Regions from separate parts of the Homo sapiens genome. Here region 1 is linked to region 2. Evidence: read pairs that join two places in POLR2A ChIA-PET (ENCODE). Cell type or tissue: OCI-LY7. All regions are shown on one strand. Links, peaks and the distances in the headings refer to the core of each region. The heading gives the core; the rest is flanking DNA. Region 1 has its middle 130 kb from the start of LINC01709. Region 2 has its middle 84 kb from the start of LINC01307.

What was found. Peaks named below come from ENCODE experiments on the same cell type or tissue, not always from the same donor. Only the 100,000 strongest peaks of a DNase experiment are listed, where the experiment ranks them.
Region 1: POLR2A ChIA-PET joins it to region 2 with 9 read pairs; 1 of 35 experiments calls an interaction of 5 or more read pairs at or near these places.

Annotation. Positions count from the first base shown.
Region 1 is chr1:101,505,903-101,511,293 of GRCh38, reverse strand. No RefSeq gene overlaps it. Among named protein-coding and RNA genes, the nearest start is that of LINC01709, 130 kb to the left of the region's middle. In OCI-LY7, for the core only: CTCF peaks have their summits at 4,362 and 4,564 (motif pointing left); a DNase peak (open chromatin) is centred at 4,543.
Region 2 is chr1:101,404,861-101,410,251 of GRCh38, reverse strand. No RefSeq gene overlaps it. Among named protein-coding and RNA genes, the nearest start is that of LINC01307, 84 kb to the right of the region's middle. RefSeq lists an enhancer at 1. In OCI-LY7, for the core only: no CTCF peak of the experiment used is centred there; a DNase peak (open chromatin) is centred at 2,301; H3K4me3 peaks cover 1,387 bases; H3K27ac peaks cover 1,853 bases.

The DNA.
Region 1 (5,391 bases), core at 157-5,156, 100 kb before region 2:
CTAAATATTCTCACCAGATATTCCTGAAATAAATTACCAAAAATTATATACATCCCCAGTGAGAATAATTTTAGATTATTGTATTTCAGCATGTCCTCTTTAACAATAAGAAGCATCTTTGGGGAAAAGATTATGAATATGGCTTTAGAGTATGATCATAACGCTGCTCTATGCTTCTGCCTTCTTAGGTAACTTCACTTGCATTATCAGTGCACCAGATCCAATATTAAATAGTAAATCAACTGGGCTCAACAACAAAATCTGGATTTATTCCAACCCATCAAAAATGAAGCAATGTTCATTACAATTTCCCTACTGCTTCAAAAAGGCTGTAATAGTAAAAGTCTAACATTATATGAAATGTAGGGTTATGTAGTAGAAACAGCATAATTTTATTGTTAACAGACTGGGGTTCAAAACCAGATTTTTTCATTAACTGGCATTTTGATTTTGAGAAGTTCACTTAAATCATTGGGTCTTGTTTTATCACTAACAAAATGGGAGCTATAACAATTGCCCATGAAATCATTAAGAGGTTTATTTTAAACATACATAAAATACCTGGCATGTATTAGGCATTACTATCGCTCTCAGTATCAGGATTCTGAAGCAACTGCTCTATTGTGAACCTGTAAAGAACTTATAAGCCAAGTAGAAAACACATTTTTAAAGACAATGGGAAAGAACAGAAAATCGTCTCATGTGCCTCCATTAAGGAATGAGTTGACTCCATTTTAGCAGCCTTCGGGAGCATCAGCTATAGAAAATAAGTGTTTTCAGTGAACTGATTACAACTGCAAATAAAAGCCATTCTTCACGCTTGCAAAATATGGACATAAATATTGTTGCAGCTATGTTTATAGTTGCATCATTCTTTAATTAGAAGAGATTACAAGATACATTATATATGTGATGTCTTGTGATGTAACCATGAATAATAAAATGACATCCATGATTTTACAAAATATAGCCTTTTTCCAAGTAACTATTGATGCTACTAAGTGATCCTCCAGATTCACCAAATACCTTACACACCAATAAAACCTACTGCTAAAAGTCCAGCACATTTCCTTCAAGTCTTCAGTGAATTAAGACATATTTATACTGATAATAGCATCCTAGCACATTAGAGAAAACACATTAATGCTGTTTTCTCTAGTTTAGACACTTGTGTTCAGTCTATCATAGTTTATAACTCAGTGTTTTATGCATAATAAGTATTCCATAATTACTTTGCAAAAAATGGCAACAGTGAACACAAATGTAATTCTTTAATCCAACAACAGATGATTTCAATTTAAAGGGTATGATACTATTGAAACATCCATATTAAACACGAGCTTTGATTTGAAGAGGAGTATAGCTTGTTAGTCAAACATCATAGGTTCCATGTTTTGGATACATTTTTACAAGTCTATTTTCACTTCATTTTTGGCTACAGAAATGTCTAACTCATTTGACCACATAAAAACCCTTGAATTTCTTATACTTGCCCAGCTCTCTCTAACACCAAAAAATTATCATTTTATTACTGATGTCATAATGCTATAAAACAGCTGTCACAATTACTTTCAATGACTTTACATATGTGAAAACATTAATGAATTTCAAAAATTGAAATCAGTGTTCCTCATTTGAGCACACAAACAATGAGTGTGTCCCATGATGAACCACCCACAAATGTGCACCAGAGCCAGCAGGGAAGCAGGGGAGGCAGCTGCTTTCTTGGCAGCAAAAGTGACAGCAGCTGGAGCATCAGGGTAGGCAGGCTGCACCGAAGTGCTGAGATTCTCCCCTGTGATGCTACTAAAGTAACTTATCCCTGCCTATCTATCACATGAAAAGTGCCATAGTTTATGTCTACATAGACTACAAAGTGAATAGCAATAACTTGTGATTAACAGCACTTTGAAAGACTGCATAACCTTTTTTCACACAAGCCTTACAAACACCCAACAATGAGGTTCTCCACCAAAACAGCAGTAGCTTCAATAAAGAGAAGTTTTGTTTTTTTTTTTTCCACATAAGCAAATAAGTGCTGATATGTTGGCTTCATTATTATCTAGGATTTAGAATGCTTTCGGCATCCATCTCATGATTTCTTATACTTCACTCAGCATGGTCCTCCAACAAACATACCTAAGCTGTAAACATCAGGAGGCAAGTAGGGTGAAGCAGGGTCAAAGTACACCTACTACCTATCTTAAGAAAACTTCCCAGAAGCTGCCATACACTTCCACTTATATCCCTTTGGCCAGACTTTAGGCCTATAACCATAACTAATTGTAAATATAGTCTTTATTCCAGTTAACCATGTGCCTCGACAAAAATTGGGAGTTCTAAAAAGAGAAGACAGATACTAGGTTGGCAACATTCACCTATGCCATAGCAGCTAAAATGCCTATAATCTGAGTAGATTCCAGACAAAGAATATTCTGAAACTTAGAGGTCATTAGAACACAGATCTAGAAAGAAAATCCTGTGCTGCATGGATTTGCTACTGTCCATGAATCAATACAACCTGAATTTGCAGAGTTCTCTGATAGTATTTCTGAGGTCCTCACTCATTAGAAATTGTTTTCAATGCCCCAAGTTTCATAGCCCTAAAACAATCTCCAATCAATATCAAGTGGCCAGAATCCTTTGTGGGATGTAGTTTGCTCAGATATTCTTCTACTTGGTCAAATAAATGTTTATATATCAGAATCCCTTTGGTCACCCACATTGAGATTTTTTTGTCAAGCAGATGCCAAGGAAACAAATGTTGAGATGAGTGATCAGTGGAGTCCTGGAAGAAGAAATTTAGAAATATGGGCTGACAATAGTGGGCTGACACCTTGCCCCCCACTCACTTCCCCATCCCAACTCTCCATCATCCAAGTTCAGGCCAATTAGTCATTATATACCAGAATATAAGCCAGCCAAGTAAAATGACAACCAAAAACACTAATCAACCAGTGTGGAGAAACAAATGGCTCTATTCAGCAGAACATGACAGTTTCAATACTACAGTAAGATGAAATGAGAAATACAGTTTAATCACTAAGTACTTGGCAGAAAGCAGAATAAAACAACTTAGCAATTATTTGTGTCATGTGTTTGAATGTTCACAAACTACAAGCTTCTTCCTTTAAGGTAGAAGACAAATATCTTTCAAAAGAGGACAGGTTTTTCATATTAGTCTCTAATACAAAAAGGAATGTTTTTAGCCATTCCACAGTGACCTGTTTTTTTTGGTTGCTTGTATTTGGTTTTGCTTTTTTAACATGACGATACAACTGGGGGAAGGGGGTTCTTCACTACCAGTCTTTGATAGTAATTCCAGCATAATTACCCCACAGGATAATCACAATGGTCTTCTGTTTTATATCAGCACTTCTATATATAATACCGTGACTCAGCATCACAACCTGATGACAAGTATTCACAAGGGCTTTCTAGTGAAAACATGTTCTTCTCCAACTATTTGCAAAAGTCATCTTCTCTTTATAGACTGTGGTAGGCAGTCCCCAAGATGGCCCCCAGTGATTCCCACCTCCTTGCATTCATTTCCCATGTTAGTCTCCTTTCATACTGAATCAGAGCTGGCCTATGAAATCACTAAAGTACAACAGAAGTGATAGTATGTGACTTTCAAGGCTAGGCTGTATGGTATTACAGCCTTGTTTTTTTTGGATTGCTCACATTGGTGTAACCTGTCATCATACCATAAGGATGCTCAACCAGCCCTGTAGGGAGGCCTACACAGGGAGAAGAAGAACTGAGATCTCCCTCTAACAATCAGCTTCAACTTGCCAGCCGTAGGAGTTAACTACCATGAAAGGGTACCCTCAAGCCTCAGTCAAGTCTTCAGATTGCTGTAGCGCCAAATGATATCTGCTTGCTTTCTCATGAGAGCCTTGAAGCCAGAACAATCAAGCCAAGCTGCTCCCAAATTCCTAGCCTCAGGAACAGTGATATGTTTATGTTGTTTTTAAGCCTCTACATACGGTGATAGATAACTAACACACACAGAATCACACATATACTCACATAACTTCATAGTTTCAACCACTGGCTAATTTCCACAGGGAAATACATCAACCAGCATGTCCCTTCAAATACTCCTTTAAAATACATGCACACACACACACACACACACACACACACACACTCAAGTGTAATCAGACTGATCATTTGACAATAGTGAATTAAATTGGATTGGGCACTCCAGCAATGCTAGTATGAGACTAATCTGTCCTGACTGGAAAGACATTGTCATGCCTTTCTCCCCTCTCATAGATCCAGAAAATATCTCCATAATGTCACTTTTTAAAATAGTCACGTTGGTCCAATGAATCAAGGAGACAATATAAAGTTTGGGAAGAAGTAGCTTCCTCCAGCTGACTTTAAAGTTATCAGTCTGTAAAAAATGTCTCTCATTTGCTTAGATGTCTTTATATATCTGCCACATCTGAGCCACTTTGTTAGATATTGTTTGGGAAAAGGTAATCTATCTTCTCAGCCAGGGATGTGCCCATACTTTTAATCATTGCTCACTACTGCCACCTCCTGGACATCTAACACTTTGCAAACATGAGGTATGACTGTTTCAAAGTATCTGCCAGTTCTTGTCTAAAGACTTTGAGGAAAATCTGTTATTACAACACAATCATGTTCACATTTTAGTTGTTTTATTTTATTTAAGCAATGAGCACTTAGCCCCACATATAATAAAACATGAGATTATAATATGTCTTAGCTAATAATTGAAGCAAAAAAATGGAGTTTCTGTTCACAGCTTCATTCAAAATATAACTCTTTCTGGAACCAGCTAACATTGGTTTGGAACAAATCGTCTGAGCTCCTGAAACCACTATTTAAAATAATTGTACTAGGCTTAATCTACTGACACAAAATGGAGAGAAAAATAAAACAAATTATTTTCAGAAACAAAGTTAAATTATCCCAGCATAAAAATATTCATTTTAGTGGTTTAAGGGAAATACACACACAGAGATGTGTCCAGAGTTTGTTCCTTCTGGTGGTTTCATGGTCTCACTGACTTTAAGAATGGAGCAGTGGACCTTCGCGGTGAGTGTTACAGCTCTTAAAGATGGCACAGACCCAAAGAGTAAGCAGTAGCAAGATTTATTGTGAAGAGCAAAAGGACAAAGCTTCCACAGAGTGGAAGGGGACCTGAGCAGATTGCCGCTGCTGGCTGGGGTGGACAGCTTTTATTCCCTTATTTGTCCCTGCCCATGTCCTGCTGATTGGTCCATTTTACAGAACGCTGACTGGTCTATTTTACAGAGTGCCAATTGGTGCATTTTACAAACCTCTAGCTAGCTACAGAGCGCTGATTGGTGCACTTTACAAACCTCTTGGAAGACAGAAAAGTTCTCCAAGTCC
Region 2 (5,391 bases), core at 189-5,188:
TCTGCCATTTTCCCCAACCTGTCTCCATTCCTGTTTTTAGCAATAGGAAGACTCACAGAGATACAGCAGCCTAGACTTCAACCAGCTTGTCATCTCCAATCAATTATTTGTGGATACATTGAGCACTGTGCTGACAGGCTCAGCTTTAATGTCATGATCTGTGAGTAATGTCTGCCATGACTTTGATTATATATTTTCCACATACCTATCATAAGTGTAAAGGGCTGTAAACCCAGACATTAATAATTATATAATTACTTTAGCCTGTTATTGTTTGTATCAGCAAAAACAAGGTAATAACTGTCCAATAATTGGGGGTAGGTTAGATAAGTTATATGTAATGTAGCAATATTTGACTATTAAAATATAATCTATACATTTATCAGATGATTGAAAAGATGTTTATGATTATTATGTGAAAAAATGAGTTTCAAGTTGTATAAAATATGATCACATTTTTCAAATGGATTGTTGAGATAGGATGTATGTTGAGACACTATTTACATATGTAAATATAAAGCAGGTCAGAGCTCAGAGCTCTTCCTCATCTCTTTATTTTCTTTTCTACTGCTTCCTAGGAATTTTGTGTTTTGTTTTTTCTTATATTGTTATTGTTGTTGTTACAGTTATTATTTCATTCTGTTTTGTTTTGTTTGTGCCTTTTTAAGGTAGGAAAAAAGAGAGAGAGAATCTGTTAGACTAGTAAAGTATTACATTTTTGCTATAAAAGGCATCAATATAATCAAAGGGTTTTTTGCCTGTAAATGTTTAATTCTGATTTTTACAAAACATCCCTTCTAAATAAAGCACAGAATGAAAGGCCCTGACACCACCTTTTCAAGAGTGGAAACCAATAAACTAGCAGAGAGAAAAAATGGTAAAAAGGGAGCCCAGAGGGAGCCCATCTGAGGCAAACCTGGATGAACTGACACATAACTCAGAGGAGAAAGTAAAGGACTGTTCTGTATCATCTTCCAAGCTTGGTACATCTTGAACATCTAGTAGTAAAGTTTTCTCAATGTACTTAGCCTTAATATCCTTCAAGATGTCACTAGCATAACTAAAGGATATGTGTGCTTATGGGTGTGTTTTCAGAAAGAAAGTCAGAAATAATGTCTACCAAAGTGTTAACAGTAATTATCCAAGAGTAGTGATATTATGCATAGTTCTTACATTATTTTTGCTTATTTATATTTTCTAACTTTTTTCTACAATAAACACAGAGAGTTTTAAATGAGATTTTTAAAATTATAGCTATGATTTTAAAAGAGAGAAAGAAAAATCATACAAAGGAGATTTCAGAAAAGAAGATTCCCATATTCTCCCATGTTTTCTTCTTCATGGCAGGTAATAGAACATGTTCTTACTTCTGGAAACTGCAAAGCTGGAAGGGATCTTAGAGGTGATATGGTTCCTCCTTCTCATTTTATACATGAAGGAACTCAGGTCTAAGATGCTTAGTATTGCTCCCACTCAAGGTTCACAGCAGCAGAACAAAAAGTAATTTACATTTGTTGATTCTTAATTTAATACTTTTATAATGTGGCAGAAAAAACAGCATCATAAAAGTTTAAGATTCTACAGTGTCTCCAGTTAATTCTATCCAAAAATAAAAAATTAAAATAGGAGGTTTGTTGGCCAATAACAAAAGAATGGAGGCAGCAAAGCTGGAAATATATGCCCAATCAACTTGGAGACATTGTCTTAAATTTATCGCCAATCTTCTGGGATATATTGAATGGATATACAGCTATAAGCTGCCCTCTTTAAACTAAACACTGCACTATATTCTTGCCCTTTATAACAACTTCCTCAGTGAAACCTGCCCTGTGATTATATCCTCCTCATCTGTCCCAAGAGAATAAGGCAAAAATATTATTAAAACCTTAGCTTTTTTCAGTGTCATCTCTTAAATATATCTGTTTCTGACTCATAGGCAGTATTTTCCTTTTATCTATTTCTTACTCATATGAATGAAGCTTTAAAGAAAATTTTACACTGATGCATGCCTCCAACTTGCCTCAGGTAAAATGAATGAGACAACATCTACACAGCACTTTGAGCTCCCCAGACAGGGACATCAGAAATGAGCAGTAGCCTTGCTCTTGTCAAAGATATCAACTGAGCCTGGCAAGACTCCAAACCATAGAATAACTTTCCTGACCCCTCATCTGTATCTCTCAACTAGATACAGAATTGAAAATAGGAACCAGTCATTTGGGGTAAAACATATGCCAAAATAGTTCTGCAGCGTGGGTAAGAAAAAGGGTGAGATGTGCAAAGGGGAAGCTCTCTGAAAGCAGAGAATATAATTAAGTCAACTTTCAAATTCAAATGTACTTCTTCCTTTCCCACATGTTCTAAATCAGACCTCTTTCCCATAGGGCTGCAGATGGTGCCTCTAGGGCTGGCTGTCACTGATCTCTGAAGGGTAAAACTGAACTGAAACCTACAAGCTTCACACCTGTGGGGTCAGCTTCATTAACAACTTTGACCTTTGCTCGTTTTTAAGAGCTGCCCCAACAAATATCACTGCAAACAAGGTGCACCCTGACTCTTTGGTGATATATCACCTTCTCTTTTCACCTTGACCCTTTGGTCATATATCACCTGACCCTTTGGTGATACATTACCTTCTTGGCAATCTAATTTTAAGTCTCACTTCATGTTAATCCAGGACAGGGATCTTAAGTCAGTCTTGAACTCTCTTTGTAAAACCTAAGGGAGGTTTAACTACTAATTTACTGCTTGGACCTCAATTAACATCTGTTTTTAAAAATCACTTAACATTGCCACAAAATAATAGTTCTATGCTTCTCTGACAGATTTCATCACCTCAGTTTTCCAACTTTTGACCCAACTACAGTTAAAGCATGAAAAAGACACATTGGTAAGGCCAGCTAGTGGTCACGTCACACATAAATTACCACTTTCTACTGTAGGAACTGTCTCCATCTGTAGGAAAAACCTGGAGAATCCTGTAAATAGCAGAAATATTATAACAAATCTTTGGTGAATGGAGGAAAGTGGTGGAATTAAAGGTAGAACTATCAGAAATTACTTAAAAAAAAAAAAGGACTTGTGAGGCTTGTCCACAATACTTATCCCCATTTTACACAATAAAAAACCTAGACACAAAGAGGTTAACTTGCCCAACTTATACAACTAAATTATAAAGATTCCTATAAATATATTCTCAATATGTGAAGCACATTATACACTTTATTGAAGCATTTAGTATTTAGTGATTATCATTCTAACAATGTAGGAGAATATACTTTAAGAAATACGGAGCAAAATCATTCATTTTGAGCAAGGCCTTGGGTTGGCAGTGAATCAAGATGACAGCTTTACTATTTAAGAACAGCTCTTTGAATTGTAGAAATAGTCCTTAATCACAGGACAAACTTGGCTCCATGGTGGAAAAGATTGTTTTGTTTTAATTCCAAATATCTATTAAGTACCTACTGCTAGTCCCCAGTACTGTGCTGATATGCCACAGATGTGCCCATCCCTTCTTTTTGCAAAATTTTGAAAATCTAATAAGGGTAGAGAAATAACCAACTTTTATGTTTTATTCTGCATTACAATTCAATGCAGAATCAAAAGATTTCCAAATAGAGCTACAAGCGAGCAGCATTTGGAACCCCAAGGAAGGAGCATGATGACCCAGGAAAATGTCAAGAATTGGATGTTGAACATTAGCCTTTCAGCCACAATCACAGACAGGAGCACTGTCTTCCAAAATAAAGAATAAGGTATGATTACAGGACTAAGCTGAACATAAAATTGGCCTCTAGATGGTCCTGGTGAGGTGAAAATGGCTAAAGGAACTTCATCAAGATTACCTGGAGAAAGTGGCCAGAGATACATTAAGGAGCAATACGGTTTGGTGCCCAATAGTAAAGAAGAGCATGCATATCGGACAGCCAACGGGAAAGAAAAAAGGAGGGAAGACAAACAAAAAACAACATGGCCAAAGCTTTGTTTAAATAATTTAATCAGCAGCTTCAATTTGATCCAGAGATAAAGGGGGATGAAATGAAACAATGAGAAGGACCAGAATAGAAAACTTGAGTAACGTGATGATATCATCAGCATCAGTTTTCTAAGTGTTTACTATGCATAGGATGTTATGATTAGTGTGAAGTAAGGCAGCCTTTGCCTTCAAAGAACATTTAGGTTAGTTAGGGAGGCAGAAAAAATGTCAGAAGATGTCCATACAGATGCTAAATGGGAGTTATATCAAAATAAGTGCTTTGGGGCCAAGAGGCAAGGAAGACAGGAGTTAAGGTAAACAGAGGATGCCATAACTGAGGCTCAAGAGAGAGAGGCAGGGATATGGAACACTCTGTAGTGCAAGTAAAGAAGGAGTAACTTGAGATTATGTTAAAGTACTATAAGCAAACCCAAACAAAGCATAACATTCTGTGAGGCATAACATATTCACCCACAAACACTAAAACCATTTGGGCCCCAGAGGCTTTTCCAGGATGTGAAGTTGCCACCAGATTTTCAACAAGCAAACGACAATTTGTTGAAGGTATGTTGTACACGCTAAGACAACATTTTTGTCACTTATACTCACCAAACTTATACTATTCTGGCCAAAAATCAGGTTCCATTTTAGAAACTGGAGAACGATGCATCTGGTATGAGTGATACGATTAATTAGAAACATCTCCTATGACAAAATGATTATCTATAAAACCGTGCATTTCATGTTGAATGAATCAGATTGCACTTATATATTATAACTTTCAGAGAATGCCATATAGCTAGCATGTGGTGGGAGTGGTCATGTATTCAGAAAATGTGAAATCAATCTCTTTTGTTTAGAAAATGGCATAGAAAATCACTTTGTTCATTTAGAAACTGCTTTATGAAAATATGTGCTGTACTTATGCAGTAAATAATTCATTTGGCTTCCAATGCAATCAAGAGCCAATCATCTCCCAAATATCCTACTTTTTGAAGTGCTAAATGTATTTCATGCTTTCCATTCAAAATGTAAATAAAATACCTATAAAAAATTTAAAACCACTGTTTTTTAACAGAAATTACAAAGTACTAAAAATCATCTTAGTACTCTGTGCTTGGCAATCAATAAAATTGTTGTGGTAAAGATATCTGGACAGAGGTGACAGTAAGCATTTACCATCAGTAGTAGACAGAATCATGGGCCCCCAAGATGTCAACATCCTAATCCCCTAAACTTTTGAATATATCATCTGATATGGCAAAGGTGACTTTGCAGATACGATAAAGTTAAGGATCTCGAGCTGGGAAGATGATCCTGTATTATCCAAGTGCGCCCAATGTAATCACAAGGGTTCTTAGAGAGGCAGGAGGGTCAAAGTCAGAGAAGGAAATGTGACCATGAAAAGCAAG